7 separate regions of the Mus musculus genome follow, and all the other regions are linked to region 1. Evidence: chromatin loops called from intact Hi-C (ENCODE). Cell type or tissue: heart. All regions are shown on one strand. Links, peaks and the distances in the headings refer to the core of each region. The heading gives the core; the rest is flanking DNA.

The links. A loop is a pair of places that touch in the nucleus more often than their neighbours do. Peaks named below come from ENCODE experiments on the same cell type or tissue, not always from the same donor. Only the 100,000 strongest peaks of a DNase experiment are listed, where the experiment ranks them.
Region 2: a loop joins it to region 1, with 2.7 times the contacts of the local background. A loop is called at or near these places in 18 of 42 quality-filtered maps.
Region 3: it touches region 1 in a loop (8-fold over the local background); 10 of 42 quality-filtered maps call a loop at or near these places.
Region 4: a loop joins it to region 1, with 5 times the contacts of the local background. A loop is called at or near these places in 5 of 42 quality-filtered maps.
Region 5: a loop joins it to region 1, with 4 times the contacts of the local background. A loop is called at or near these places in 15 of 42 quality-filtered maps.
Region 6: a loop joins it to region 1, with 3 times the contacts of the local background. A loop is called at or near these places in 26 of 42 quality-filtered maps.
Region 7: it touches region 1 in a loop (2.8-fold over the local background); 3 of 42 quality-filtered maps call a loop at or near these places.

What each region holds. Positions count from the first base shown.
Region 1 is chr4:32,948,551-32,952,955 of GRCm38, forward strand. It overlaps Ankrd6 (ankyrin repeat domain 6), which reads right to left and starts at 2,276. Exons shown (of 16, transcript NM_001012451.1): 1 at 2,197-2,276. In heart, for the core only: a CTCF peak has its summit at 2,410; a DNase peak (open chromatin) is centred at 2,271; H3K4me3 peaks cover 2,933 bases; H3K27ac peaks cover 1,159 bases; H3K27me3 peaks cover 353 bases.
Region 2 is chr4:32,749,857-32,754,261 of GRCm38, forward strand. Mdn1 (midasin AAA ATPase 1) reads left to right here. Exons shown (of 102, transcript NM_001081392.1): 79 at 1-179; 80 at 394-620; 81 at 1,057-1,212; 82 at 1,371-1,537; 83 at 2,175-2,336. Among named protein-coding and RNA genes, the nearest start is that of Lyrm2, 48 kb to the right of the region's middle. In heart, for the core only: no CTCF peak of the experiment used is centred there; no DNase peak of the experiment used is centred there.
Region 3 is chr4:32,797,639-32,802,043 of GRCm38, forward strand. Lyrm2 (LYR motif containing 2) reads left to right here and starts at 2,621. Exons shown (of 3, transcript NM_175364.4): 1 at 2,621-2,697; 2 at 2,972-3,112; 3 at 3,505-4,405. The coding sequence starts at 2,653. The coding sequence ends at 3,585. In heart, for the core only: no CTCF peak of the experiment used is centred there; a DNase peak (open chromatin) is centred at 2,693; H3K4me3 peaks cover 1,962 bases; H3K27ac peaks cover 1,554 bases.
Region 4 is chr4:32,584,757-32,589,161 of GRCm38, forward strand. It overlaps Bach2 (BTB and CNC homology, basic leucine zipper transcription factor 2), which reads left to right. Exons shown (of 5, transcript NM_001109661.1): 5 at 1-1,352. Among named protein-coding and RNA genes, the nearest start is that of Bach2os, 15 kb to the left of the region's middle. In heart, for the core only: a CTCF peak has its summit at 2,038 (motif pointing right); no DNase peak of the experiment used is centred there.
Region 5 is chr4:33,117,232-33,121,636 of GRCm38, forward strand. No RefSeq gene overlaps it. Among named protein-coding and RNA genes, the nearest start is that of Gabrr1, 13 kb to the right of the region's middle. In heart, for the core only: a CTCF peak has its summit at 2,088 (motif pointing left); no DNase peak of the experiment used is centred there; H3K27me3 peaks cover 233 bases.
Region 6 is chr4:32,768,039-32,772,443 of GRCm38, forward strand. Mdn1 (midasin AAA ATPase 1) reads left to right here. Exons shown (of 102, transcript NM_001081392.1): 96 at 1-19; 97 at 615-789; 98 at 2,232-2,305; 99 at 2,840-2,954; 100 at 3,799-3,862. Among named protein-coding and RNA genes, the nearest start is that of Lyrm2, 30 kb to the right of the region's middle. In heart, for the core only: a CTCF peak has its summit at 2,424; no DNase peak of the experiment used is centred there.
Region 7 is chr4:32,654,556-32,658,960 of GRCm38, forward strand. It overlaps Mdn1 (midasin AAA ATPase 1), which reads left to right and starts at 2,564. Exons shown (of 102, transcript NM_001081392.1): 1 at 2,564-2,797. The coding sequence starts at 2,696. In heart, for the core only: no CTCF peak of the experiment used is centred there; a DNase peak (open chromatin) is centred at 2,546; H3K4me3 peaks cover 2,214 bases; H3K27ac peaks cover 1,167 bases.

The sequences.
Region 1 (4,405 bases), core at 264-4,263:
AGCCATTGGGAAAGAACACTCGGCGTTTCACCCTTCAGAGCCCTAACAATGTTCTCTTGAGAGCTGTATTTAAAAAAAAAAAACAAAACCTTTTCCCTGAGACACAGGGTCACAAATTACTGTTTTCCAAATTCTTAGGGACTCAAGCAAGCTTTTAAAATTAAAGCCTCTAAGTGAGGGGAAGACACAGTTCTCTACACAGACTGAACACGCCCGAGTCCACCACAGGGAAACCACGGTCTCCCGCTCAAACTGTAAGCTTTCCCTGGCTTCCGCTTTCCTCTTGATATCCTGCTTTTAACTCGAGAATGCTCTAAATTGTTGTGGAAATGTGAAGCAAAGGGGGAATTAAGACGACACGCAGAGCAGTGATTTGATAGGGGTGGGGATGGTAACTGAAGGGTTCCTCGGCTGGGTAATGGGGTACTTGTGCCTGCTAGCTATTCTTGTATTCCATCTCTCTGAGCAAGAGTTCACAGAAGGCACCAGAATCTGTCTGGGTGGAGCAGAGGACTTTGGGAATTAGCTGTGTGCCACGTTGCTAAGCTGAGTTATAGCACAAGCTATTGGGCTTTCATATGGAAGATATCGGCTTTGGAAACACGGATGGGCTAAGGAGAATGCGAAGGTTAACATTTGGTCCTAGCTACCAAGGTCAAACAAGGAGTTAACAAACAAGGCTGGGTGTTTTGTTTTGAGGGCAGAATTTTGCTGTGTATCCCAGGCTAGCCTCAAACTAATGACCCTGCCTCAGCCTCCAGAGGGCTGGAATTACAGGCATGGACCCCCAGCCTGGCATTTTTATAATTTATTTATTCTAGCTGATGTGCATTGGTGTTTTGCATGCATGGCTGTGTGAGGGTGTTGGGTTCACTAGAACTGGAGTTGCAGATATTTGTGAAGTTGTGGGCTGCCACGTGGGTGCTGAGAACTGGCCCTGGGTCCCCTGGAAGAGATGCCAATGCTCTTAACTGCTGAGCCATCTCTCCAGCCCCTTGGGCTAGCATTTTTATTGTGATGGTTTTGATTTTAAAAATCAGCTTTGGTTAGACTTCTCAACAATTTATAACTAACTGTTGTCTGGTGTCCAATTTTCCCTCATTTTTTTTCTCAGACTGCTCCTTCCCTCAAGCTGAGAGGGCAGAAACCCCTCCTAATTGTAATATGAATTCCTAGTTTATTTATGTTGTGTGTGTGTGTATGAACCTCAGCCCATGAAGAGGTCAGAGGACACCACGACTGGTGAGAGAGTCAGTTCCACCTTGTCACACCTTCTGCGAATCAAACTCCAATTGTCTGGTGGCAAGAGTCTGCCAGATGAGCCATCCTCTGGCCATTGTATTCTCAGGATAAAACAAAACAAAACTTACTCACCATATGCTAAGTATACAATCAGGGTAACAAAGGAAGTTAATTATCCCAACTACTCACGTAACAGATATTTTAAAGATGAGAAACCGTTAGTCAGTATCAATCTGAACACTTGGGACAACCTCGCACCTGGGTGTGATTGGTCACTGTCCAAGTTCTTTCCATTACATTCAATCAGTATCAATTTAATACACATGGCTACCACCAGCCAAGAGCCTCGCCTCACAGGAACGATGCCCGCCATAAAGCCTGATGTCAACTTCAAGGTTATGTATGATGCTTTCAGTTCACAGCTCTAACTATTAAGGCTTGAAGACGTGGGTTTTCCAGTCGCACACCTAACTGGTGGTTTCACAACTCAGTCTCATGCCATCAAAGTGGTAAACACACACACACACCTTACCACCACGTGAATTCTCTCAATGCACTTCGGGGGAAACGTTCTTGGCCAGCTTCACAAAGTACAACTCCTTTTGGATCAGCCATAATGATCCCCCTTCTCTCCAGCTCCCCAAATCTACAGGAAGCGATACATTTCAATGCCCTAGGCAAGTAAGAGAATCCTGAGCCCGAAAGGCGGCGCACAAGGCCCTAAGGCCCCGCGGGACCAGCCGTGCTCCAAACGACCGTGGGAACTGCCCTTGCCCTGGGCTGCGGAAGAGTTTGCAGGGCAAGCACTTCCCCACACGCGCGACGTCGAGAGCGCCCGGAGCCAGACGGCCACTAAGGAGCGCGCCCCTGCCAGCGACGCCCCCTCCCAGTGTCCCCATGAGCGCTCCTGGAGGATTACTAGCACTCGCAGGAGCCGGCGACTATGCCCAGTACCTTTCGCTCCCGCGCCGGCCGGCCGCTCCGCACGGAGCTCGCGGGCCGCTGCGCTCCTTGCCCGCAGCCGCTCGCCCCACGCTCCACCGCGCGTGGCCTGGATGCCTGAGGGCCCCGCCGGCCCCGCCCCATACTCCACGCCACGCCCCTCGGGCCACGCCCCACCCGGCTGTCCGCAGGGCTACAGCGCCCCGCAGCGGCCGCTGGTCATTGCACACGATCCTCCCGAACCGCACATCCCGGAGGTGCGGGGTGGCTCCCACTGGGACCCACGAGCAGCGGGAGGACACCCGCGCTGAGGGCTGTTTCCTCAGCGGCATCGGGCACCAGGCGCACCAATTGGATGGACTGAGCGGAGAACCCTCCAGCCCTCCACCTGTGGCCGGCTTTCTGGAGCCGATGGAAACCGAGGAAGCTGCTGCAAAGAGAGGGTCGGGCATCCTCTCTCCCGCTGCTGCCTGGTGAAGGACCAGCAGGGACATCAGTCCTCACCCGCGGGTTCCAAGTACGCCTTACATACTGTTGTCTTGACTGTTTTTGTCTCTCACTGCCACAGCTACTTTTTCAGTACCTAAAAGAGCTCCCCGGGCAGCATAAACTAGGGGGTTACACTCCAACAAATGTCTGCAACATCTGGCCTATGTGAGCCTGCCTCAAGAAGAAAAGAAAAAGAACAACTTACTGAGCGATTTAGGAGTGTGGTAAGCCTGGAGCCTAATGTAAACAAAAGGTTACTTCAAAGAATGTGTTTATTTCAAATTCATAGCAGTCCCAATGACCAGGCTCAGATAATCAATGCTATTTCCAGCCTTATATGAATGCCATTCTACTCAAGAAAAATCTCATGGGGTTGGCTGCTCAGGACTTAGTGGGTAAAGTGCGCTCTGATGAAGCATGAGAACCCAAATTCAAATCCCTCAGCACCGATATACATATAAATGCAAGCAAGAAAGTTAACACACATACATGCACACATGCAGGCATGCATGCGCGCGCATGTGCATGCTCTCTCTCTCTCTCTCACGCACGCGCACACGCACACGCGCACACGCACACACACACACACACGATCTGATGACAAATGAGTGATGGAACCTTTTGCTCACAGAGGTGGAGAGGTCAGCAGGTAGAACGGTGAACATGACGCTTCGATCTTACCTGAGGCTGGTGATAAATTTACGGTGAAGCGATTTTTTTTTTTCACACCCTCTCTGGAATATAGCTGGGTTTCAAGGAGAGAACCTCCTTTTCCTTAGAGTATCTGTTTCCTTTTGCCTCCTGAAAGCTTCAAACAGGAGACACTCCAAAACCCCCTCCCCGCCCACCCTAGAAGAGAGTTAAGCACTTGATCCTCCGAAACTATTTGGGAATGCTCCCCCACTCTGCGCCCCCTACCACCCTCGCCGCCACCACCACCACCACCCACCACCCACCCCCAACCCCCGTCCGCCGTTCCCTCCCAGTCTCAGCAGCTGTTTTATTTAGCAAAGTGTGAAAACTCTTCTGGGAGAAATTTGTTTTCAATCTTGTCACTCCCAACCTGAAACTGTTAGGAGAGGCGCCTGTCCTGTCCCTACCCACTAAGAGCTCCAGGTTGCTCTGCGAGCAGGTCTCAACTAAACTCCAGAGCTCCCGACGTAAAGTATGTAAACGTGACATTTCAAAGTAATTATTTCTCTTTTATCCACAGTGAGAAATCCTCTCCCCTCCCTAAGGATTGACACGCAGTTAACAGTTGAGTGGGGGGAGGGGTTCTTCAGTGTTGTAACTCTCATGAAGGAACCATGATTCCTCCTGTAAACAGTCTCAGTGAAATTCATTGGATGGGTCGTTAAAATTTGAAAAATAAAAAGGAAAGAAATGAAAGAGGAGAAGGGGCTGGGTGAAAAATGGAGCAGCTCAGTGGAAGCAAATTGGACGAGAAAAAAACAAAAAACAAACAAAAGATCCAAAAACAACAACAACAACAACCTCCGCAAAACCACACACACAAAAAAAAATCCCGCCATCCTGCAAGATCCGTGAGTTCCCCTGGGAGCTGACTAGTCTGCATTTGTACCCAGACTTTGATTAATGGGAATTCCAGGCAGTGCCTGGGCTGTCGTGGAGATCTTATCTCCAAGGAGCCACAGTTTAGATGAACCAATGAAAAGAAACTCCTAAATCTCCCTGGATTTGAGGAAGGTCCCCAGCCCGCAGCTCCATTCTT
Region 2 (4,405 bases), core at 316-4,315, 200 kb before region 1:
AGCTACCCATCCCCAGTACCTACAAGTCAGCTGCCTTCTGCTTGCCGGATGAGGAGACAGGATCAGCTTTGGCAACAATCAACTGCAGGGTTGACAGAGATGCTGAAAACTATTAAAACTATGAAGGCTGGTGTTGACAAAATTAGGCAGCAGTCTTGTGAGACCCTCTTTCATACATGGTAAGTGTGTCTGTCTTGACCATTTCTTGCTTGCACAGACTTATATCTTATACTAGAATCATGAAAAGAATAGTGCTTGATCCTGTCACTCAGCAAACCCATATTGTGCTTTGACATATATCTAACTGTAAACTTTGAGACATAGCATGTTTGCTGCTGTTAGAGGGAGAGGGGAATAGGTGTGGCTTTCAACATTGTGATATTTCTGTTGCAGGGAAGATTTTGAAGTTTGCTCTTCTGGGCTGAATTGCCTGTCCCAAGTGTCAGCTCATTTGCAAGGCCTAGCGTCCTTGTTCATTCTTCCAGGGATAGAGGTTGAACAAACAGATTCACGAATGGCCTTAGTTGAAAGCCTGGACTATCTAAGAGGAGAAGTCAGCAAAGCCATCGATGACTTCACTGCCTGGAAAGCACGTCTGTTCGTTGCACACAAGCAAGAGGGTGAGAACTTAGAATTAAGGCGATGGGATATCAAGTGCAGGTCTCTCTGTTGGAGGTTTGTGCCTTCCTTGGAGGAGCGGAGGCTCACTCGTCCATTGCAGTTTTCCTTGAGCTCAAATGCCTAAGGCCAATATGTGAAATAAACCGGGTGTTTGTACACTCCATCATAACTATTGTTGCTTTTTTTAAAAAACCTTTTTTTTTTTTTTTTTTTTTGGTAACAGTGATATAAAATGATAAGCTCTTAGGTTTATGCAGGCAAGGAAGCTGCTGGTTTTGTCCTTGGATCCAGCACAGATTGACATAGTGGATAGCAAATAATAGAACACTTTCCTTAAACAGCCATTTGGAAAGTAACACATGAGTATTACTCATGATCCAGAGACATTACAGGGAGTGAGAGCTAGGCTTGGCTATGTACCATGTTGTTTACTAGGAAACCAGATGGTGGAAGAAAGCTTTGTTGAAGACTTTTCAGAGCAAGTAGAAACTGCCATCCGGGCCATTCTCTGCACCATCCAGAACTTGGCAGAAAGAAACAATAAGAAAGCAGAAGACAGTGCTGTTGACAAGAGACTGCAAGAAGAGGATGGTATGTCTGAAAGTTGTGCAGAAATAACCTCAGTAGTTCTAACTTTTATAATTAAGTTAGGCTCTGGCTAACTAAAGACAGAGTTAGATACAGGCTGCATGAGGAGAGATCTGAGAAGTTAGTTTTGCTGCTTGTGTGTTTAGGGGGAAAAGAAGAAGAGGCAAGTTTTAAGAGCCTGCAGCCAGGACATCTAACAAAGCTCTTAGAGGACGACTTCTGGGCGAGTGTGAGCACTTTACACGTCCAGAAAATCATTTCTTCTGTCTCCGAGCTGTTGGAGAGGCTCAAGTCCTGCAGTGAGGATGGCAACACAACCAAGCACAAGGTAACCAGAGGTTCTTGGCAGAATGTCCTTCACCTCACTCCAAGTGAGGAGAGGGGACCCCCTAGCAGACCCAGTGCCTGCTAGCTCACTGGATTTGCTTTAGTCATTGATAAGCTCTGAAAAGACAGAACATTTGCTCTCGATAGGTGCAAAAGAGCTGGCCATCCAGAACACCTACTGTGTTGGACTCAGTTCGCACCCCATCCCATGCTCCTGGGTGTGAGCTCTATCAGTAAGAAGCGGTAGTCACACTGACTAGCCCAGAGAAGCGGCTCATTTTATTTCATTGCATCTAGTCCCAACTTTGGTATATTGGTAGAATTTACTTATAAATAGTTCTTTTTTTAAAAAAATGGTAGACTGAAGAGATAGCTAAGCAGTTAAGAGTAATAGTAATAATGCAAGATATCATAGTTCAGACTTGGGAGGCTGAAGCAAGAGAATCACCATTAGTCTAAGGCCAACCAGAGCTCCTTGGTGAGCTTCAGGACAGCCTGAGCTACACAGTAACATACAGCCTCAGAAGAGGTGGTGGTGGCCGTGGCGGTGGCAGCGGTAGCAGATCTAGTTCTAAAGCATCTCGTCTCTCCAAAGGGAGGGCCTCTTAAGCACAGTGATTGGCATTTGTTTGTCTCAGGTCTTCAGCCAGTCCTGTGGCTTGCTAGTGCGCCTGATACCCATCCTGTGTGGCTTCTCAGACCTTGTCCTCTTCTTCCTGACCGTATCGCTGGCCACTCACCGGAGCACGGCAAAGCTGCTCTCTGTGCTTGCCCAGACCTTTACAGAGCTCTCCCAGAAGGTAAGGACTGTCAGTGTGGAATGCCATGGAACCGCACACAGACATTTCACTTCTTCCAGGGCTTGCTGGGCTTTTATGATAGACTCAGAAATAGCAGCAGGTGCTCTGTCCCTTGTGGGTTTAGGGCTTGTTCTAGAACCTGATTGCCAAACAGGTTTCCAGTAAGATCTTAAAGCTAGCAAATCCCATCTTGACCAAAGGGACAATCTAAAGGCTGCTGCCTTCTCTTAAATTAGCCTTTCTCCCTGTCTTCTTGAACTCTCAGATTATGATTAAATGATAAAAGGGCTGCTGGTGCTAAAGAGGAAAAAGTTGTTCTTTCATTAAGGTACATATGCTGCTGTGGAAAGCAGCATGCCTGTAGCTTGTGGACCCGCCTTTGCTTCAGAGTTGGTGAACTCTAGCAGACGTGGTGCAGTGTAGAAAGTACAGATCTTGGACTCAAGTTGGACACTGTCCCAACTTGAGTCCCAGACTCTACTTCTGATATTTTTACAAGCAACACCATCACATGACTTTAAAAGGTTTTCTTTGATTTCTTCCTTAGTATTCTGAGATCTTTTTCAACTAAGTACAATATAAATGACGTAGAAAACAGAATAGGAGTCTGGACTTGTAAACACTTAAACATTTTTAGTCTCTAAAGTCCTAAACTTAGAGAGTGGGAAGCTATCCCGAGGTCTCAGATCCAGAAGATAAGTGTGTGTGTCTTTTGAGTGATGGCTTGGTCTTCAGGTTTGCCCATCTTCTTTCTTGATACTTCTTGAAGAAAACTGTGCAAAGGATAACGAAAACATAAGGTACAGTGGTAGAGGTGCCGTCTCTGTGTCTGCTAACGGGCCTTGGCCTGAGCTCCATAGTGGCATGGCAGCATGGTGGCTGTCCACATTAGAGCTACCTAGTGGTGTGTTCTGCAAAGGGAATCCCACTCCTATGTGGACACATTCATCTGCCTATAGCTGAACACCTCTTAAAATAACAAGTCTGACAGGTGAAAGGACTTGCCACCAAGCCTGACAGCCTAATTTTAAGTCTTGAAACCCATGTGGTTGAAGAGGGAAACCAACTCACATTTCCCCACTCATGCATCATGACATATACACAACTACCTTCATACACACACACACACACACACACACACAGAAATAAATGAATGTTAGAAAATAATGATAGTGTAGTTAAGTAGGAAAATACTTAAGCATTTCCAGCTAGCTTTCTAAAACTGTACACACCTTGAAAGTGAGTGCCGGGAGCTGGAGAGATGGCTCAGCGGTTAAGAGCACCAACTGCTCTTCCGGACGTCCTGAGTTCAAATCCCAGCAACCACATGGTGGCTCACTACCATCTGTAATGAGATCGGATGCCCTCATCTGGTACATCTGAAGACAGCTACAGTGTCCTCGCATATAATAAATAAATCTTTAAAAAAAAAAAAAAAAAGAAAGTGAGTGCCGAGTGTCTGAATCATCCAGCCTTTCTGAATGGTGCTGACCTTTGGTGTGGATGTGACACAGGACTTCAGTAGTAGGTTTAGATTTTAATGAAAGCACTGAGTTTAGGTGCTGGAGAAATAGATCAGCTGTTAAGAGCACTGGCTACTCTTCCAGAGGTCTTCCAGAGTTCAATTCTCAGCAACCACATGGTAGCTCGCAACCGTCTGTAATGGGTTCCAATGCCCAATTCTGATGTGAATAAAGACAGCTACAGTGAATTCATATCCATAAAATAAGCAAATAAATATTTTTTTAAGCACTGAGTTTCTAGGAAGTGGCTTCATTGTAGCACAGTCATGGTGGTGGTGTTCTTGGGCCTCTCCTCTGATAATTAGTAACTTCAGTTTTTAGTACATTTTTATCCTTGGCCTGACCGATAGCATGTTTTCTGTTAAATACAATTTCTTATTAAGAGGCGTTACTCTCAGTGTTTGTTTTCAAGCTTCTTTCCAGAGGAATCAGTTTTGTTACTTGTGACTGTGACTGAGCCTGTCTCTGTTCATAGATGTGCTCAGCCCTCTCCAGAGTAACCATTCTACCTATCCTGATGCTATATTTCATTCAGGTTTTTGTCTT
Region 3 (4,405 bases), core at 199-4,198, 150 kb before region 1:
GCTCTGGTACTTTTTCATGCCTTGCAAAATGGCGTTACTGCAGCTAGCTTGCTAAGCCTTATGGTGGGGTCTTTCATTGGTAGAGAGACCACCACCACCTGAGAAGACCGAGACTGTGAAGGCCCACCCAGAGCAGTCGCATCTTCCAGAGACTTACAGGGACTGGCTCTCCAACTCTGCTCTGGCTACAAAGCTGGAATCCAGTTGGGCTCACCCATCTGAAACTAAGCAGAGATGTGGAGTTGGAAATCATGATGTTCCTTCCCCCATTTAGACCCATGGTCATATTGGTCACTCATGGTCCTATGGGGCTAGCCCCAATGGCTGTATCTAAAAGTAATAGCTTTCTAAAAAATTATCTGATTTATTCATGAAGTTACTCCTAACTATGCATCTAAATGTCAGTTGGCTCTTACAAATAATAACTCTTTTTTTTTTTTTTTGGCGGGGGGTGGGGGTGGGGGTGGGGGGTTGAGACAGGGTTTCTCTGTATAGCCCTGGCTGTCCTGGAACTCACTTTGTAGACCAGGCTGGCCTCAAACTCAGAAATCCGCCTGCCTCTGCCTCCCGAAAATGATAACTTTTTAAAGCCTTTTTTAAAAAATTTATTTTATGAGTACACTGCCATTCTTTTCAGAAACATCATAAGAGGGCATCAGATGTCATTACAGACCATTCTGAGTCACCATGTGGTTGCTGGGAATTGAACTCAGGACCTTCGGAAGAGCAGTCAGTGCTCTTAACTGCTGAGCCATCTCTCCAGCCCCAGTCCTTGTATCCTCCTTGTAGGTCTAAGGATTCTGAAGAACCAGTACCTGCTCCCTCTGAGAAATCAAATATTTAAAAGCCACTAAAAAGGGGCTGGAGAGATGGCTCAGCGTTTAAGAGCACTGACTGCTCTTCCAAAGGTCCTGAGTTCAAATCCCAGCAACCACATGGTGACTTCCAACCATCTGTAATGGGATCCGATGCCCTCTTCTGGTGTGTCTGAAGATGACTACAGTGTACTCATATATATAAAATAAACACATTTTAAAAAATAAAATTAAAATAAAAGTCACTAAAAGAAGTGAGAAATGAAGTGACTAAGGTAATGTCTTTTTGTCCCGATCTTACCCTGCTTTGTGTTGGCTCAGGCACATATTTAGTCCCTTAAACCCCTTGAATCGTCACATCCATTATGGCAACACATTTGGGACTTTCCATGGCCTCAGATACATAATCAAAATATCTTCTGGTTGTGTAGTCAAAACAAATACTACCATATTCCTGACTTACACCTGACAATGATGGCATTGCGTCTTTTGTCTTTAAAAAGACTGTACGCTGAGCTTTGGCGCTGAGAGTTATTTGAGGCAAGAACCTACTCTCAGTCAATTAAGTAACACTGCATTGACCTTCAAAGCTTTCCTACTCAAAGTATAAATCTTTGAGACAGGGAGTATATATCTATATGACAACATTGCCTGTGGCTAACATGAGTGTAGAGAAAAGAATGTACAAAATACCTGTTCTCGGTGCCCAATTTAGACCCAGCACTAATTATGAATCTTATAAATATCCCCAGGTGATGTGGAAATTAGCTCAGTGCCTTTCCAAGGGTCATAGAAAATATCCTAACAAGAAACTACTGGATCTGCCAGAACAACAACATAAAAAGCAAAATTTATAGCTTGATACCTGGCCGAGATAAAACAAGACTGATCGAATTATTTAGACAATAAAAGACCCTGCATTCAAAAAGATTACTACAATGACCTGAGAAAGTCATGAATTATTTAATAAATGATCTTGAATTTTTAGTCTAGTGGCTGGAAAAGAACTTAGATCCATAGTGTGTCATAAATGAAAATAACTTACGTGGAGTAAATATAAAACTGATCATAATAATACACTTTTACAACAGCTGTGAGTAGAAGACAATATTGTAAAGTCTCAAAAGAAACAAATATGTTAGCCGGGCATGGTGGCGCACGCCTTTAATCCCAGCACTTGGGAGGCAGAGGCAGGCGGATTTCTGAGTTTGAGGTCAGCCTGGTCTACAGAGCGAGTTCCAGGACAGCCAGGGCTACACAGAGAAACCCTGTCTCGAAAAACCAAAAAAAGAAACAAATATGTTAATGTAGAGTTAAAGCTCTCTATATAAAGAAATTATCCAAGGGCCATTGAAATGGCTCAGACATTAAAGGTGCTTTGCCCCAAACCTGATGATACAGGTTTGATCCCCAACGTCCCATGTTAGAGAAAAATTGAAAAACCAAAACAAAACACGAGAAGCAGATTCAATAACCTGACTTCTGGGTATGTGATGTGGGGGACAAAAACAAAAAAGCGAGAGGGCACACGAGTAGGGAAAGCGCACGGAGTCGCAACGATCGAGGCGACCTGCGTGCTGTAGGATAAAGTGTAGAGAAAAAGAGAAGCTTCCAGGATGCAAACGGAATTTGCCAGCATAATGGCGGTCTTCTCAGTTATACACAGCAAGGGTGCTCAAAAGGCACACATTTTCTCCCCTCCCGTAAAAGCGACCGAGCTCCTGGGTTCTCCGCGGAAAACCCAGGACTCGCGCATCCGTCTCCTCCTTCCGCTTCCGTGACCAGGGTGCCCGAGGGCCACTTCCGCTCCTGAGCCGCAGCAGCTTCCGTGGGCAACATGGCGGCATCCCGCTTGCCTCCCGCAGCCCTGACGCTGAAGCAGGTACTGCTGATCTCTCAGCCCCGCGGAGGTGTCCTGTGTGGTCGCGCTCCCCCTGCGACCTGGCTCGCCGCGGCCACCGCGGGCCTCGGCCGACAGCCTCAGCCTCCCGAGGGCGGAGCTGCTAGGCGTGCCCCGCCCTCGCAAGCCGCCCGCCCGCCGGTCCGCAAGGATTCTCTCTTGTTCTGTTTGCTAGCGAGGACCAAAGGGCTATTTCTGCTTGCTGAGTGGAGCCGGCTGGTTTGTGGTAACTTGTCTTTCTCCTTCCCTTGAGCAGTTCATGAGAAGGCAGCAAGTTCTCCTCCTCTACAGAAAGATTTTGCGAGCGATTAGGCAAGTTCCAAGTGATTCTGACCGAAAATACCTTCAGGATTGGGCCAGGGAAGAATTTAAAAGAAACAAAAGTGCCACAGAAGAGGTGAGAGCAAGACCACGCTGGGGCCACGGCTCCTTTGTCCCATTGTATCACTGAGCTTGTGAAGTTTAGCGAACACCTTGGAATATGCCACAGAGAATTTGCTCACTGCCCACTGGGTATTTTACATTTGTTTTGCAGCACATCTGGCTTTGTATTGTGTAGCCTAGCGTCCAGCTTTCCACTTCACACTACTGTTTTTTTTTGGGGGGGGGGGGTGGATGGGGGGAGTGCCTTTTGGTGACAGGATTGAATGTAGTGCCTTGGGCATTGGTAAGCCCACAGCTACAACCTGTAACAGCCACTGTTGGTTCTTGACTGTACCAGATACAATAATAGAACTTTGCCGTGGTTAAGCTGGTAAAACAATGACTAGATTGTCCTTTCCTCCACAGGATACAATCCGAATGATGATAACCCAAGGCAATATGCAGCTAAAGGAACTAGAAAGGACGCTTGCCTTAGCCAACTCGTAACTGGAAGATTTTTCATGTGTTTTGCACAGGCTCCGAGCCACTGTCATAGAGCACCCAAAAAGGTGATAATCACTCTGATCAAGAATATAAGTGAAGCGTGTTAATATTTCCACTACAGTCCGTGGCTGTAATAATTAAACGTGAACTAATGTCAAGATGAGAGGTTGGAATCCTCAATTGCTCAGAGGGAAGGTGAAATGGCAGCCCCTTTGAAAAACAGACGACTAGTTAGCAATTCTTAGAAAGGCAATGAGGACAGGGCTGGTAAAGATAGCTCCTCATGAAGACTCTTGCTGCCAAGGACAGAAGTTTGGTCCCTGTGACACTCATATCGTGGAAAAAAAAAAAAAACCACTCCAGAAAGTTGCCCTCCGACCTCCACACAGGCACTGTGGCACACAAACCAAAATGAGTGTATGTTGTGATGTGATCACAAGCTGTTACAAAGTCAGATGCAGGACTGGCAGTGTACTGCCCTAGAAAAGTGATTCTCTTGCTGTGGGTCATGACCCCTTTGGGGCCAAACAACTCTTTCACGGGGGTCTAGTATTAGGTATTTATGATTCATAACAGCAATATTACAGTTATGAAGTAACAAAATTTTTACAGTTGTGGGTCACCATAAAATTAGAGCTGTATTAAAGGGTCACAGCATTAGGAAGGTTAAGAACTGGCTAGAAACAGCGCTAGATCTTGCTTGAATAACCTGCTTTGTCCTTCAGAGTTCTGAAGTGACTTTCTTCAGGTGTGACATGGTTTGATAACCATAAGACTGAGGTCTCGCGGAGCTTTAGTGGAAATAGCTAAGAACACCAAGAAG
Region 4 (4,405 bases), core at 149-4,148, 360 kb before region 1:
GACTGATGCTGTAGCATAGGATATATTTGTGCATAAGTAGTGTGTGCAAATAGTACTTGTACATTGAAGAGACTCGTCATAGCAGATCAAAGGTAAATTATTCAAATGATGGTGCAAAAACATTACTTGCAAAGTAATTGTATAGTATTTTCCTACACTCCACCCTGGGAGATCATATTTATAACAAGTGAATTATTAGTGCATTTTAATTGTAATAGGAAATGATGCTGCCATTTCGTGGAGAATATCCCACTTGGTCGCAGAGGCCCAACTTTTATAGCTTTGGTTTAATGTTGTGGCATGGTGTATGCGTTTCTCTCTCAAGCAATGGATAAACTCTTGGCTGTCATTTTCATTCCAGTTTATTGACCTCAGATAAAACAATGGCTATTCATGGAAGTGTATTCAAGACCACTCATTTCAGGTAGACTCACATTCAGTGCCAAACGCTCCCATGGAAATGATCAGACACCTATATCAGAAAAGAGTGAAGGGACTTGAACAAAAATATATATATATATGGGTTTTCCTAAAGATGGGTGCTAAACTTCTACCAAACATGTCTCTAGGGACAAAGAGTTGGCCTCCACTCGGGTCATAACAGTGTATTTTGGCTGTGGCAACGCTGGGATGCCCATTCACACTCTGACACAAGAGCCTGGCACTTGTCACAAATTATCAGGAAGATTGCAGATGCGTTTGGGAGCCTCGGGTACTCGTTAGACACGGTGAGCCATTCAAGGCAAGAGGGCCTGTGAGAGTTTGTTCCAGAACCAGTCTGATGCAAGTGCACCTCCAATCTATGCCTTACGAACTCCAGAGGCCATATGCAAAACAGGGTCTTCTCAGTGTATGCAAGGGGCTGCGGCCCCTCCTCTCCTCCCCAGCTGAACAATACGGACAGTTTTCACACATATCTACCTGTATAACCCTCCGTACCTCTCATAACTGGTCAACGACTGTAACAGGTTACATCAGGTGTTTTTCTACATACTTTTTACACAGATTCTATGCGATTAATGTAACTTAATTCAGCGCATCATTGTACAAGTTCTTACGCTTGGCCTTATTTTTTTCCTAAGTGATTGTGGTTTTTCTTGTGGTTTTTTCTTGTGGTTTTTCTTGTAAAGATATTGAGATGGCTGTTGATGCTTATTCTCTGTAACTAAGAATTTTTACCTTTTTGGGAAAAAGCATTGCTATGGATTAATGAATTGAGACTTCATTTACTCGTTGTAAATACACTATTGTGCAAAAAAAAAAAAGTTTCATTCAATTGAATTGCTAGTGTTTACTGAATTTTGTCTAGACGCCATTTCTGTTGATGAAATAAAGGCCTATCATTCTACATGGTCAAAGCTCCCCAATCCTTGCGTCACACTGCGGCACAGACAGCCTCGAGCAATGCTTCTCTACAGACATTAGCTTGGACCCTTCCCTGCTCCCTGGTTAATCTGATTAGAAATCTGAAGAATTGAACCATGCTGGTTTTAATCTTAAGTTTTTAAACAAAATCCCCGTTGCACATGAGATTAGATATCAAATATTAGAGCCATTTCCAGTTTCAATATTCCACTGTAGCTATGCAGCTTGTTGCCGTGGGTAAAGAACATTGTGTTTTTAACCATAGATGGATCTACAGCTACAAAAGAAGAGATGACGAAATAGATAAAAGGCCAGGTGTAGTGGCACATGCCTAGGTCCAGTTACTCCAGAGGCTGAAGCAGGCTCACATGAACATACAGGATTACAACCAGGGTGGGAACCTAGTGTAACTGCCATCAACAACTTAGGCGAAAGTAAAGAGAGTATAACACCAAACCACTATCATGTGAGATGAGTTACAAGGGACAGAAGCTGAGTGTTGTGGTCAGGGGCAAAAAAAAAAAAAAAAAAAAAAACCTTAAGCTAGAAAGATGTGTTCAGTAGCCAGTGTCTTCCGTTTCTATGGAGTGGGAAATGGACATACCACATTGTGGGTAGACTAAATGTGAATAACACCGAGCTCATGCTGCAAGGAAAGAGACGGGAACTACCAGCAGAGGGCAGGCATGCTCCACCGTGAGTAACGGAGGTACCTGATACCTATGTAATCCTAGGTCCCGCAAGTAATGTCCCATCCGCCACAATTTCTATCATAGGTCCCTAATGAGTTAAGGAGGGCTTCCTCGTGTGCTGTAAGCTGCACTAAATCATCATGGTCAGATCGTTTTAAATTTAAGAAGCAGACTACCTTTGCTTAATATTTCAGTCTTTTCTGGGGGAAACTTGGTCATGGAGAGCTGGCAGCCATCTTCATCTCCGTCCTTAGCCATTTGCTTCTGTGGCAGAATAAACCTTGCCAATTGCTCCATCCTACAGAAGTTCCCAAGCTTTGCTGTGCCCCTTCTCTGCCTCAAATGTGCTTCTCCATGTAATTCACATCTGATTCTAGACATAATGAAAATGCCCTCCTCCATCGGGTCCTGTGGCGATTCTTACTGCGTTTTTGTTGTTGTTGTTTTTAAGATTTATTTATTTACCTTCTTATTTGCTTATTTATTTATTTATATGAGTACACTGTAGCTGTCTTCAGACCCACCAGAAGAGGGCATCGGATCCCATTACAGGTGGTGTGAGCCACCATGTGGTAGCTGGGAATTGAACTCTGGACTTCTGGAAGAGTAGTCAGTGCTCTTAACCACTGAGCCATCTCTCCAACATCTGGAAATAAAGTTCTTTAAAACCCCATTTAGAATGTCTGACCCAAGACCCTTCCCCTGGAAAGGATGCATAACCAAGGTTCTAGTTGAGCTTTTTGTTAAGAGCAGCTGATGATGGCGTCCTGGGCAGGAATAGGCTCCTATAATCCTCCACCAAGTGAGCCCCTTTACCTTCCTGTTGTTAGTAAGCATGATACACTCAAACCCAGAGAGAGAAAGCCACACCTTTCCGTAAGCAAGCATCCTTCCCTTCAGTTCCCTCAATAGCATTTCACTTCCTGTCTCATGCACCTCATACTCTGCAGATCCTGACACAGAATTACCACAGAGCAGCCTCGCCAGCCAGCAAGATGTCTTGCTTGTCCCCATGGCTAGTTTTGACGCTTACCACACAAAGATGTGTGCCTCTCTAAAGCACTGAGCCTTGACCCAAAGCAGTGGCTGGAACCCTCCTGACACCGGTGCAGGGGTTCACTGGATGTACTGTGCTTCTCACTGGGCACTTAAACTCTGTCTTTAATTTGTACAGCGAAATCCCTGTAAAGGAGGTCTCATAATCAACCTGCTAACCTGATAGGACAATGGAAAAAGGATATGGAACTGGAAGTGGTGGGTAAGGTATTGCCGGTGCCTAGGGTTTCTACTGTTTTGATCAGACACCATGACCAGAGAAAGCTGGGAGGGAGAGGGTTCGCTTTGCTCACACTTCCACACCACAGTCCATCATTGCAGGAACTCAAGGCAGGAACCTGGAGGCAGCAGCTCCTGCAGAAGTCAAGGAGTGCTGTTTCCTGGCTTGCTCCTCAAGGCTTTCCCAGCCTGCTTCCCTATAGCACTCAGAACCACCAAGCCCAGGGGCAACCCAGCCCACAGTAAGCTAGGCCCCTCCCACATCAATCATCAATCAAGAAAATATGCCACAAGCTTGCCCACAGGCCAGTCTGGCAGAGGCATTTTCTCAACTGAGGTTTCCTCTTTCACTTTGACTCTAACTTGCGTCAAACTGACATGAAACTAGTCAGCACGGTATGGATATATAAGCATGTTAGTTCAACCAATACTACGCAACACACCGTGCATCCTGCCTTAGGAGTGCATAAACCGGGGCTGGAGAGATGGCTCAGAGGTTAAGAGCACTGACTGCTCTTCCGAAGGTCCTGAGTTCAATTCCCAGCAACCACATGGTTGCTCATAATGAGATCTGACCCCCTCTTCTGGTGTGTCTGGATACAGCTACAGTGTACTTACATATAATAAAATAAATAAAGCTTAAAAAAAAAGAGTGCACAAACCTTATCCTTAAAGCGTTCACAAGCTGGTTAAGCAGGGTTGTATAATAAATCAATCATCATTTTTTCCAGGGCTTCTAACTCTCACAGAGGACAGAGCATGGCTCCCTGGGGGATCCTGACCCTTACATAGCCTTGTCTGGGTTTGGACCAATTAACATTTCATCTTGGGGGACCTTTAGCTGTGGAGGACATTACTTAACCTTTTTGAACCCTTTAATCTGATTGAAAACATGGAGATGAACCAGAATGACTTTACAGTTACATGAGGGGGAAGGAATGAGCCTTGAGGACCAGGCATGGAATATATACTTTAAAAGGTTGGGCTTGGGATAGTAGTGCTCAGTGGCTTAAATCACTGGCTGCTCTTTCTAAGGACTCTGTTTCTATTCCCACATCCATATGGTGACTCAC
Region 5 (4,405 bases), core at 314-4,313, 170 kb after region 1:
CCTTCTTCTAGGGAATTGGGGGAACCCTCTAGAAGGATTAGGTAATCTGAACTTTCGACTGGTGGGTGCTAGGGGGTCACAGGTGATAAGTGGTCTACATTCCTATGTCATGAGCGTGCAATCATGTGATGACGTAGGGCTGTCCAGCGCAGATGACCCACTTGGAGATAAGATATTTCCCTGTTTTTGTGGTTGTCCCCAGGCTGTTCTTTGGAGAGGATTTTATGATCTTGTTCTGGATTTTGTGGTCGGTTTTTAGAGCTGGTGTCTTATGACCTAGTTTCTGGGACTCACGGTCTATTCCTGAAGTTGGTGCCTTAAGGCCTTTTTTGAAATCAGGTCTGGTACTCAAAATGGGAGAAAATGGGGTCTTTAAATGGGGACAAATGGGGCTTATATTGTCCTCTCAATACCTTTAATCTGGGCACTTGGGATGCCGAGGTGGGTGGGTCTCTGTGGTTATGAGGTCAGCCTGGTTCATCCTCTGGAACTGGAGTTACAGGCAGTTGTGTGCGCCACCACGTAAGTGCTAGGAACTGAACCTGGGTCACCTGAAAGAGTTGTAGCAGTAGTTACTCTTAACTGGTGAGCCATCTCTCTAGCCTAGTCTACACATGAGTCCCCAGCCAGTGAGTACAGCCAGGGTTACAAGTGAGACCCTGCCTCACCCTCAAACAAAGAAATAAACCAGCACAGGTTGGAGTGACCTTTCTTCACATTGTTTTAAGATGTGTCTCTGTATTTTCAGTTGTTAATTCTGTACTGGCTGAGAGCTAAGTGCTGGCAGGGCTTTGGTATTGTCATTTCTTTGGCCCATTACTGGGTTTTCTATTTGTAAATGCTTGTTCTTCCACACCTACCCCAAAGATGAAGGTCAAACAGCCCTCACTGCCTAAAGGCAATCCCAAGAGATGGACCCGGCCTTGTCTTATGGTTGACTAGTCATAATAAAGATCTGACAGCCAATAGCTGGGGCAGAAAGAATGGGCAGAACTTCTGGGCAGGCAGAGGCAGGAAACTAGAAGGAAACAGACGGGAGAGTGGGATGGATCAGGGAAGTGAAGAGATGGCCTGTGATGGGGACACAGTGCCGGGAAGTCAGGTTAAGTTAAAAGCTAGCTGCGACTCTGTCCCAGCAAGGCCTGAAGATTTAAACTATCTAGAACTCTTCTGACTTATTTAAAAGGTAAGTAGGTCCGTGAAAACACCGCAATATTTAGCACACCAATGTGGGGCACAAAATCCAAACTTAGGCACTCGATTCAGGCTTAGGCCACGAGTTCCAGACACAGGAGCCAGACGAGAGAATCCAGGCACAAGAGTGTGGAGCCATGGCGACTGCAAAAGCCTAGGAGAGACCAAGAGAAGGAGATGGTGCAGCTCAGGCAACTGCCCCTTCTGGTCTGGCCGGTTGCTGGCGCCTCAGGTGGGCATAGGTCACCTGGCCGCTGCAGTTTCTCCGGCCAGCTGCTGCTGCAAGTGCAGTGGGTGGAGACCACAGGCTCCCAGGCAGGACCTAACACATCCCTGAGCCCCGTACCTGGAGCTGCACCTTTCTAGAAAGAAACAAAGGCTGAAGATCTCAGAATCAGTAATGCATGTTCGGAACGGGCAATTTGCAGAGGACAGAGTTTAAAGAAACTTAAGTACAGAAATAATTATCAAAGATTGAAAGTGGTAAAAGAGAAGTAATTGGAAATATTTTGTAAGTGTGCATAAACACTGAAAATAGGAAACTATAGACCGTCAAAGAAAGAAATACTAAGTTTAAATATAATAAAGTGAAGTCTCTGAAGGAAGAGTAGGGAAGGAGTTAAAAATAAATGGAAAACACTGTCAGAGGGTGTTTGGACCCTGTATAGGTTTGTTTTAATTATAAACATAGATCTAATTATGTGTTTGGTAATAATTGCAGTTTTTTATGTCCGTTCTAAGAAAGATAAAAGTAAAGTAGAATTAAATAAGGAAAGAACTGAGAGATGGAATGCTAGATTAAAAGCAATAAAACAGAAATTAGAGGATTTTTCAAATCAGAAAAAGAATTGTCTTGCTAGGTCTGAGAAATCCAATCGAAAGCCTATGCTGCCACCTAGTGGTGATATTTCAGGGTGGCAGTCTAGTCCCATTAGAAGACCAACAACGATTTTTTTCTTTTTTCTCTTCTCTTCTCTTCTCTTCTCTTCTCTTCTCTTCTCTTCTCTTCTCTTCTCTTCTCTTCTCTTCTCTTCTCTTCTCTTCTCTTCTCTTCTCTTCTCTTCTCTTCTCTTCTCTTCTTTCTCTTTCTTTCTTTCTTTCTTTCTTTCTTTCTTTCTTTCTTTCTTTTTTCTTTCTCTTTCAACTACAATAAGACAGCTCCAGGTGAGAGAAACATACAAGGCTGTGAAGATTTTGGATAGAAGCCCATAGAGATGCTAGATCTAAAAAGATTTAAAGAGGCAATGGTAGCTTATGGCATACAATCACCTTATGTGAAACAGATGCTTAATAACTGGCCCATGCAAAATGGTATAATTCCAAAAGATTGGAAAGATTTCATGTCAGCCATCTTACGACCTGGCCCTCAACTACAATGGTTGATACGGTGGAGAGAAGAGCTATGGAGCAATGCAATAGGACTCGAGAGGCATTAACATTGCCAGGAATCAGTTGCTAGGTGAAGGTTAGTGTGCTGGGTAAAGAATTAACTCAGCAGATTATGTTCAATGATGCCACCTTAGAGCAGTGTTGTACAGTAGCTTTAAATGTTTGGGACAAGGATGAACAATGGGGAAAGTGGTCTGACTTATTTACAGAAACGTATTTACCCAGGGCTCAGAAGAATCTTTCACTGACTGATTTATTTTATATGTGTACACTGTTGCTCTCTGCAGACACATCAGTAGAGGGCATCAGATCCCATTACAGATGGTTGTGAGCCACCATGTGGTTGCTGGGAATTGAACTCAGGACCTCTGGAAAAGCAGCCAGTGCTCTTAATCACTGAGCCATCTCTTCAGCCCCAGGCTAGACGTTGTCCCCAGGCCTCAAACCCTGACTCCATTCTTGTCTGCCACTCCCAGAGGCACCTGGATGTCCAAGAGTCTGAGAATCCCATGACCCTGGCCTCATCGCAGGCCTGGAGACCCCTGAACCAACTCAGACTTTCCAGCATCTCAGACTGTGCTTTCCTGCCCCAGGAGGGCGTCTCCGCGCTTCCCTACAGCCCAGGGTCGGGTAAGCTTGGTCAAACTTTCCACATTCTGCCTCCCCAAGCAGCCATGCCCAGCGGAGGATCCACCTAAAATAAGGGGTTTCATTGTGACTTTCCTACACATTCATAACACGTTTTGATCATATTCCTGCTCCATCACCCTTGCCCCCATCTCCTGGCTCTCTTGCTCTTCCTAAAATCTCTCTCACACTTTCATGTTTTCTTTTTAAAATCTAGATTCCTTATCACGTGGCAATTGTCCTTCTGAGTTTGTCTCATTTCGCTCAACTTGATCTCTAGTTCCACCCCCTTTCCTGAAAACCACGTGGTTTCATTCTTACTTATGGCTGAGTTACTATATGTGTGCATGTGTGTAGTTGTGTGCCAGGCTATCCAGTTGTGATGCACTGATGGGAGTTTAAGCTGACTGCGTATGGAATTCCACATGCCTGATTCCACTAGAACCTCTTGGTGTCGTGTGGCTACTGTGGATAGTGCCGCAATACATATGGGTGTTCAGGCATCTCTGCTGTGTGATAACTTTGTCTCCTTCCATGACATATCAGCGTGAGTTGGTGGACCATATGACTCAGTAGAGAGGCTCAAAAACAAAAGCCTTCTGAGCTCTTGTAATTGCAGAAAACAGCCAGGGCCCAACACAGAAAGGGTTCTATAACAAGCCTCTCTCCTCTCATTTCTGGGAGGGGAGCCTCCTGGTGGAAGAAGAGGCCTTATTATAAAATCTCCGCAGATGCTATGAGCCTGTCCTTCATGTAGACGCATCTTCAAGCTGACTGATTCAGTCTGGCTTCTCTCAGCTTCTCACTGAGTTGCTCTGCTTGGCTTCATATTAACTCTGGCAATTTGTTCTAATCTTCTGGCTCCTTCTCATTCTCTGGCTTATTCTATCTTCACCTGTGTCTAGCATGTTCTTTCTCTATAACCTGTCTGTCCCAGTAAAACTGCCTTCTTCCTTCTTTTCTCTCTCTCTTAAGTAGCTTCCCTCTCCTCTCTCTTCTGAGAGTCAGGCATATCCTATTCTGTCAAATCTTTCCCTTATTTGTCACTGTGTCTGCCACTCAATTACGGCAGAAGAGTACAGGTTACATTAGTATTTCTGTCCTCCCCAAGACCTCAAGGCATGTGCAATTAGGGCAGAATTACATCCAGCTGACTAGGAAGGATGGCCGGATACTCAGGAAAGGGACTTAAGAG
Region 6 (4,405 bases), core at 293-4,292, 180 kb before region 1:
CACAGGCAGCCAAACTAAGGTAAGTCTTCCCTGCTTGAGGCTTCTGGGTTGCTGTTTCTGCTCTCTGGGCACTATTGTGTCTGCTACGGTCCCCCATTAGCTGTAAGTAGGAACTCTGTGTGTGTGTGTGTGTGTGTGTGTGTGTGTGTGTGTGTGCGCGCGCGCGCGTGTGTGTGAGATGAGGAAGTACTACATGAAGGTGGCTTACATTCTGCTGTGTGGGAACAGCCACAGATGTGGTACTGTTTCCTGTGCTTATGGCGTGTTACTCAACTAGGGTCAGAACCACAACGATTTGGTCAGAGTCGTGGTTGAGAACAGAAAAGGGAAAGCATATGAGGCTTTGTGTATTTAATACAGAAAAAATTACTCTGTAATTCTGTAGATGTGTTTTAGCTATTCTGGAAAAGCTTAGTTATTACAGTCAGATCTGAGGTGCTCTGGCTGACAGAAGGTGCTAATTACAGTCTGCATTGGATGTCATCATTTTGCCAGGAATAGTTTCCTGACCCTGGCTTTTAATTAATTATTAAGTTTTTAATAATGTGATTTTGTCTTAAAATTCTGAGGCATGAGCCTGTGTTCATCTTTGCTCCCATTGGTTCCTGTAACAGAGGAGACTATCGAACAGGGAAACGACTGAACATGCGGAAGATCATTCCATACATTGCCAGTCAGTTTCGAAAAGACAGGATTTGGCTTCGTAGGACCAAGCCCAGTAAACGGCAGTATCAGATTTGTCTGGCTATCGATGACTCCTCAAGCATGGTAGACAACCACACCAAGCAGGTAAGGGGAGAAGCAGCAGGCTCGGGTCCTCGGGCTGGCTCAGTAGAGCTGGCAGGAAGGATTGATGGCTCCATCCAGAAAGGGGGTTTAACATTGCATGTCATGGCATTCCTGAAACTGGTTTCTAGGGGGTGCTGGGTTTTTTTTTTTTTTTACAGTGATTTTTATTTGGCATAAGCCAGCAGCTGACCTCTCCTGGAAGAGGCTAGAATGCGCCCTGAGTCCAGTTCACATTCCATCTCCCCATAACTTTGGACAGCTTATTTATTGTCAGTTTCACTTTTTTTTTTTTTTTTTTTTTTTTTGTTTTTTCGAGACAGGGTTTCTCTGTATAGCCCTGGCTGTCTTGAAACTCATTTTGTAGACCAGGCTGGCCTCAAACTCAGAAATCCACCTGCCTCTGCCTCCCAAGTGCTGGGATTAAAGGTGTACGCCACCACACCCGGCTTTCACTTTCTTTTAAAAAAAAAAAAAAAGAGGATTATAACAGTACTTACCTCAGTGATGAAGACTAAATTAAATATAAATTAAATATAAAATACCTAGGTTAATGCTTTTTTTAAACCAATTTGTTCTAAAACTGCTGTCATTTATGCAAATGGTAGTAAAAATTTTCTTATAATTTTCTCACAGTTCAGCATGCCCCTCATATGTGGGCACTATGTTGGGTTGATTTACTGATATAGATGATAAAAGAATTGTTTAAATCAATTCTGACCCAGAAATTGGAAAGTATTAAAAAATGAAGAGGAATTTGTTTTTAAAACCAAGTTTGTGGTTTTGTTTTTTGGTTTGGGGGGTTGGTTGTTTGTTTTTCATTGCATTCATTCCCTTGTCTTTTCTACAGACAGCCTAATAATACTGATAGACTTGTTTAAAGACAGAGGTTTGATCTGAGGAATGAAAAAATCTAAGAAAATTATCTCATTTACAAAGGCTAATTAGAGATCTTGTCCAGTTTTTCATTTGTCATGTCTTTAATGTTCTGTCTCTGTGTAAAACTTTAGAATTGACTACTTTGACTTTTAAATCTCTTGAGGTTCTTTGTGAAGTTGACTGGAGATCAGAAATTGGAATAGTTCTGGTAATAAAATTTGTAACTCAAGTTTTCTAGTCTGACTCTACCACATGAGAGTTAGCTCACGCTCTTTTAATTTTAGTTACATATTAAAGATTTTATGTGGGCTCTGCGGTGGAAAGAAAGGAAAATTGGCTTTTCTGGAACAGATTTCTCAGTACCACTATTGTTACATACATAGTATGTGGAGAAAACCATTCCTGTATTGCTCTCGGGTTCAAGCAGCTAAACACAGGAGAGGGTCCAAGAAGACTCCAGCCTGCGTCGGTTGTATGACATACAAATATAATGTTTTCTGGGAAGTTGTGAAGCAAACTGATTTAGGGGAGTTTTGAGTCCTTAAACTCTTCTTTGGTTTTTATAGCTTGCATTTGAGTCTTTGGCCGTGATTGGTAACGCTCTAACCCTCCTAGAAGTGGGTCAGATTGCAGTGTGCAGGTAAGGTTGCCTTTTACAAGGTTTTTTATTTTGTTTTGTTGTTTGTTTTTGTTGTGTTTTTTACTTCATGTGTATGGATGTTTTGCCTTTGTGTGTCTGTGTACCACATGCGTGCAATACCCTTGGAAGCCAAAGGAGGCATTAGATCCCTAGAAATGGAACTGTAGGTAATGTGAGCCACCAGTGAGTGGTAGGGTCCAAGCCTAGGTTCTCTGAATGAGAGGCTCGTAGCTGCTGAAGCCTCCTCTCCACGCCCACATACCACCTTTGGTTTTTGTTTGATTGTTTCTTCAGGCAGGGTTCCTCTGTGTGACCTTGGCTGTCCCGGAACTTGCTTTGGAGACCAGACTGATCTCTAACTCAGAGATCTGCCTGCCTCTGCCTCCTGAGTCCTGGGGTTAAAGACATGGGTCACCACACCCACCCTAGCTCTAACGTTGCCTTCTAATCACAGTAGGGAAATCCTGTTCCCAACCTTGAACTGTTTTGATCACATGACTGAAGAAATGGTGTTGTCTCCTTTTTCTTTCCAAGCTTTGGAGAGTCAGTAAAGCTGTTGCACCCATTCCACGAGCAGTTTAATGATTCTTCAGGGACTCATATTCTGCGGCTCTGCACGTTCCAGCAAAGGAAGACTAAGATTGCTCAGGTATCCTGATGAAGTCAGGATTTGTTTTGCACTGATTCTAAAGCTGATAGTAAGAGACATTAATCTTTAGAACCTCCTGGGTGCATTCTAGAATTAGGACAGGCAGCATAACAAGACACAGTAGTTACTTCAGCCTAAATGTTACTAGGACAGTTTCCTTGGCATCCCTGTGACTCCTTTTTCTCAGTTCCTCAAAGATCATTGACTTTAGCACAGTTGAGCAGCTTGAAACATTTGGGGGGAAAAAAGTTAATTGCCTGGTATCCTAATGGTCAGGTAGGTGGGCCCAGTTGCTCATTAAGCCTAGAGACAAAGCTTTGAGTAGTAAAGCTAGAGATTTCGGAACAAGATGGAATGACAGCCTTTCTGTTCTTAGTTCTTGCTGTCTTAATCAAAAGAATTATTAACTTGAAAGAAGGAAACTGTTTTGTTGATGGCTGTCCATATAATTGTCTTGTCTTCCTTGAGAGTGTTCTGTAGAACACTGATAGAGCCACTAGCCAGTGACACTCCTGTCTGTCCTTAAGCGTGTCAGTGTGAGTGGAAAATGCTGCACAGGAGGTCGGCAGCCATGGGAATCTCTTGTCATTATGAAAGGGGAGCTTGGGCTGGTGAGATGGCTCAGTGGGTAAGAGCACTGACTGCTCTTCTGAAGGTCCAGAGTTCAAATCCCAGCAACCACATGGTGGCTCACAACCATCTGTAACAAGATCTGATTCCTCTTCTGGAGTGTCTGAAGACAGCTACAATGTACTTACATATAATAATAAATAAATCTTTAAAAAAAAAAAGAAAAGAAAGGGGAGCTTAAGTAGTTGTATTAATTTGTGCTGGTTCTGTTTAGTTTCTAGAAACTGTAGCCAAAATGTTTGCAGCTGCCCAGAAGTTATCCCAGAACGTCAGTCCAGGTGAGCTACTTGCAGTTTCTTTTATTTCTCTGTGCTATCTTATGTTTTTAGTTTGCGAGTGAATATATATGTGTTCATGAATGTGTGCAGATGCATGTGTGTGTGGAAGCATGAGGTTGGCTTTGGAAGTCTTCCTTGGCTACTCTACTTTATTTGTTCATTTATTTTTTGAGAAAGAAAGGGTCTTTCACTGAACCAGGAACTCACAGCAAGGCTGGCCATCAAACCCCAGGTTTCTTCTGCCTCCCGCTCTCCAACCCTGGGATTATAGGCATGTGTTGTCACACTTAACTTTTATGTGGGTGCTGGCAATCCTAAGTCAGGCCTTCCTGCTGCATAGGAAGCAATTTATCAATGAGCCATCTTCTGAGTCCCTCTAACCCCCGTCACCTTGAAAACATATTCTCTATAGGAAAAAAACAGAAAGATGGAGTTCTGTCATTGATTGAATTCTTTATTCATTATTTATTCTGAAATTCATGCTGAACTCATTTTTTAGAGCTTATAGTTGATAGTCACTAGTTACAAATTAGAACATATTTA
Region 7 (4,405 bases), core at 299-4,298, 290 kb before region 1:
AGGTATGGGTCCCAGCAGGTAGATGGCTGCTTAGGAACCAAGCAGTGGTGTTGCATGCTTTTAATCCCAGTTCTTGGGAGGCAAAGCCAGGCAGATCTCTGATTTGAAAGCCAGTCTGGTCTACAGAATTAGTTCCAGGACAGCAAGGCTACACAAAGAAACCCTATCTCAAGAAACCAAAAGAGCAAAAGCATGGCTACTTGTGACTGCCTATAATTGCAGTTCCAGGGGATCCAGGCCCCTTCCTGGCATCTATGGGCTTCTGCATGGTTGTGCACCTAAAAAATGCAGGTCCACACATACACCTTGTGATGGACACTTTCAATCCTAACATTTGAGAGGCAGAGGCAATCTAAATGTGGGCCTAGTCTCTTGTATATATCAGGTTCCAGGACAACCATGGATATATAGTGAGATCCTGTCTCAAAAGAAAAAGAGAGACAGAGAAAGAATAGAGGGACTCCAGACATGACTCAGTAGTTAAGAACTTGGATCCTCTGATTGTTAAATGCTCTTAACAACTAATGCATTTCCCACCCTCCCCCCAATGAATCTTTTTAAAAAGAAAGTAAAATTAAAGAATGAGTAAGCTGAAAAATCAGGTCAAGAAACTCCCAAAAGGAACCCAAAAGGAAAGCATATTTAAGAAATATAGAGGACAGAAATAGATGTCGGGCAGTGGTGGCACATGCCTTTAATCTCAGCACTTGGGAGGCAGAGGCAGGTGGATTTCTGGGTTCAAGGCCAGCCTGGTCTACAGAGTGAGTTCCAGGACAGTTAGGGCTACGTAGAGAAACCCTGTCTCCCTCCCACAAAAAAAAAAAAAAAAAAAAAAAAAAAAAAGAAAAGAAAAGAAAAGAAAGAAAGAAAGTAAAGGAAAGAAATGTGCTGATACTGAAATAATAGACAAAAAAGTTTAAATAGAAATAAACCCACATGGTACCAAATGAGAGACTACATCTAGATATGTGCTGATATCTAAAGACAGTAAGAAAACATCTTAAAAGTTTGTAAAGTACTAGAATAACTTTTTGAACCAAATTTTCCTTGATACAAAGTATTAAAATACAATTGCCTTTCTAAAGTGAAATCATAGGTATGCAGCTGTAGTCATTAAGTAAACTAAGATAAACGCTATACAATAAAGAGAAACGTCAATGGTGCAAGTGTACGAGTGTACACTCCTGAATCCCCTGTTTCATCGAGCATCAAAAACCATCAATCTTAGTTCTTTTCTCTTCTTTTCTGTTTTTTTGAGATAGGGTTTCTCTGTGTAACCCCGGCTGTCCTGGAACTCACTCTGTAGACCAGACTGGTCTTGAACTCAGAAATCTGCCTGCCTCTGCCTTCCAAGTGCTGGGATTAAAGGCATACACCACTGGCCGGCTAGTCCTTTTCTTGTACTTTATTCTGTATCCATATCCTCTGCATCTGATTGGATCCCTGGATTTTATTTCATTTTTGGTGTGACACTTTCCACAATATACCAATCTGCTGCTGCTCTGGGGGTTGAATGCCTTTCTGGGTGTTCATTGTTAGTGCCTCCACAGCTGGAAGAAGCTTCCTTTCTCTGCACTTAGAGTAAACTTTTATCCAAGTTCTTTGGGTGGGTTTCAGAGATTGAAATCAGTTTGCCAGACTTAGGGGAAAGCATCTTTTAACTGCTGAGTCATCTAGTCAGTTCTCACCACCAAAAAGCAAAGCAGCCAGGTGTTAAAGTCACGCCTTCAATCCCAGCCCTGGGGAGGCAGAGGCAGGCGGATCTCTGAGGTCAGAGGCCTGCCCTGTCTACAGAGCAAGTTCCAGGACAGCCAGGGTTACAAAGAAATCCTATCTCAAAAAAACAAAACAAAACAAAAACTGGTGTGTGTGTTGTGTGCCACATGTATGTATGTATGTATGCCACAGAGGCCAGAAGAGGGCGTTTTATCTCATAGAGATGGAGTTACAAATGGTTGTAAGCTGCACTATGCTGGTAATGGGCTTCTTTATTGTCAATCCCTCTCAATATATTTTGTTTGACATCATTATAGGTTTAACTTGTTCGTGACCTTCATCTTAACAATTCTAACTTTGTGCACTCCGCAGCCTTTCTGGAATCATTATTACTACGGGGAGTATGCGCGAAGTGTGTGAAGGCCCACACGTGCCATGGTGTAAAATAGAGGTCACAAATCAAACTCTGGGCATCAGGCTTGCATTACAAGAGCTTTTAGCCGACTAAGGCATCTCACTAACTCCTACTCTTTTTTTAATTAAGCAATTATTTCCAGGATTTGTAAGAATACTTCAGGGCCATTTTTCTCAAAAGGTCACTCTTTTTATGGGCAACAATCTTGGACAGCGAATCCGCTTATCTTTCACACAGGACCTGTGTTGATACAGAGTAAGTCACTGTGCGCTTAGGTCGCACGCGCCGGCAGCTCCTCGTTTGGCGACGCGAATTTCACTCTCAGAAGGATCAGTCAACCGGCTAACCTCAAAAGCTACTTCCGCTTCCCTTCCTACTAGCAGTGGCGCGGCAGTGACGCATTTCCGCCCACGGGGGCGTGGCAGTAGTCGCGCCGCCGCGGGTTGATGACGCAACGTGAATTCCTTCACCACGTGTGTGTCTGCTTGCCGGCTTTCGGGGGTCTTCTTGCCGTCGTGGGTTTTCGGCCGTCACCCCGCGGCCCCGTGGCCGCGGCCGGAGACTATGGAGCACCTCTCTGTGGAGCTGGTATCCGGGCCGCTGCGGCTAATCGCCGCCAAGAACGAGAAGAGCAGCGGCGAGCTGAACAGGTTCCTGGCCAAGTCGGTGAGCGTGGGCGAAGGGAGGCGGGCCCGGGTCGCGGAGCGCCGAGTCCCGGGAAAGGGCCTTTGTTTTTCGGGGTCAGCTTCCATTTCCTCGCCCCCTGCCCGGCGCTCAGGCCCTGGTGGAGTTCATGCCCTTCAGGAATCGGCGCGGTTGGTTTTTCTGCGAGGCTGCTTCTGTCCGCCTCCCCACCCCCCAGACACGTGCTTTTCCTTCCCTTTCCCCACCCCTCGGATGCTTTTAAGGATGCTTTTCTTTACTTTGACCCTTTGGCCCACTGACGAACATCCATAGTATTTTTTCTGGGCGTCTCAATACACCACTGAGGAGACGCAAAAATCTTGTCTCTACACCCGGGGAGTTCGCGTCTTCTTCGGTGACCGTTCATAACAAACAGCTGAAGGTTTTAACAAGACAGTTAAATTGGGAGATGAAAGACTTTTTAAATTTTATTTTTTTTATTTTTATTTTTTTTACCAAATGAGTCATGTGTTTTCAAGAGCTTTGCCGTATTGGCTTTTGCCTGAGTTGAGCATCCTTACTAGACAAGTTTTCACTTTGCGTTTTAATTTCTTTCTAAGTTTCCTTACCTGCTCTGTCTGTAAGCTTGAGTCAAGAGAGACGTGATTTTAATTTTGTAAAACTCTCAGCCAAGAGTGCATAAAGTACATACACACTCCATTGTTTTAGCAGTCAACAGCAGTGTAGCCCATCCAGTGGTTCGCAACCTGTGGGTCGCCTAAGACCAGCATATTTACATTACGATTCATAACAGTAGCAAAATTACAGTTATGAGTTAGCAACGAAAATAATTTTATGATTTGGGGTTACCACAAAATGAGGAACTGTATTGAAGGATTGTAGCATTAGGAAGGTTGAAAGTCACTGTTGTAGATGAATGAACCTGAGCCATTTGCAGCATTGTAGAATTCGCCAGAGAAAATTCTGAGAGTTTTTCCCGAGGTGTTGAACCTACTTTCTGTCACTGAATTACACCCTTAGCCAAAAGGCATCTTGTTTGTTTTTTCCTTTTGAGATAACATCTCTATTATGTAGCTCTGTATGTCTCCGAGTTCACTGTGTAGACCAGGTTGGCCTCTACATAGACTGCTAGGATTCAAGGCAGGTGTCAAGACCAGCTTGGCTCAAAAGGCTTTTCTGATACTAAATTGAATGTGAAAAACCAAACCTAGTGGGATACATCTCCTGGATGTCTGTCCTGTGTGGCTCCCTTATCAAAATTGCTGTAGGTGGACTCAGCATGAATAGGCACTCTAGAGAGAAAATGGTTTTTTTGTTTGTTTTGGTTTTGGTTTTAAGAGACAGGGTTTCTCTGTGTAGCCCTGGCTGCCCTGGAACTCACTCTGTAGACCAGGCTGGCCTCGAACTCAGAAATCTGCCTGCCTCTGCCTCCTAAGTGCTGGGATTAAAGGTGTGCACCACCACCGCCCAGCAAAACTTTACTTTTTGAGACAAGATTACCCGTAGTCCAACCTGGCCTCCAATTTGCTGTATATCTAAGGATGACCTTGAGTTCCTCATTATTCTGCATCTGTTTTCCAAGCACTGATTTCGGGCTGTTACCATGGGCTTAGTTTCAAAATCTATATG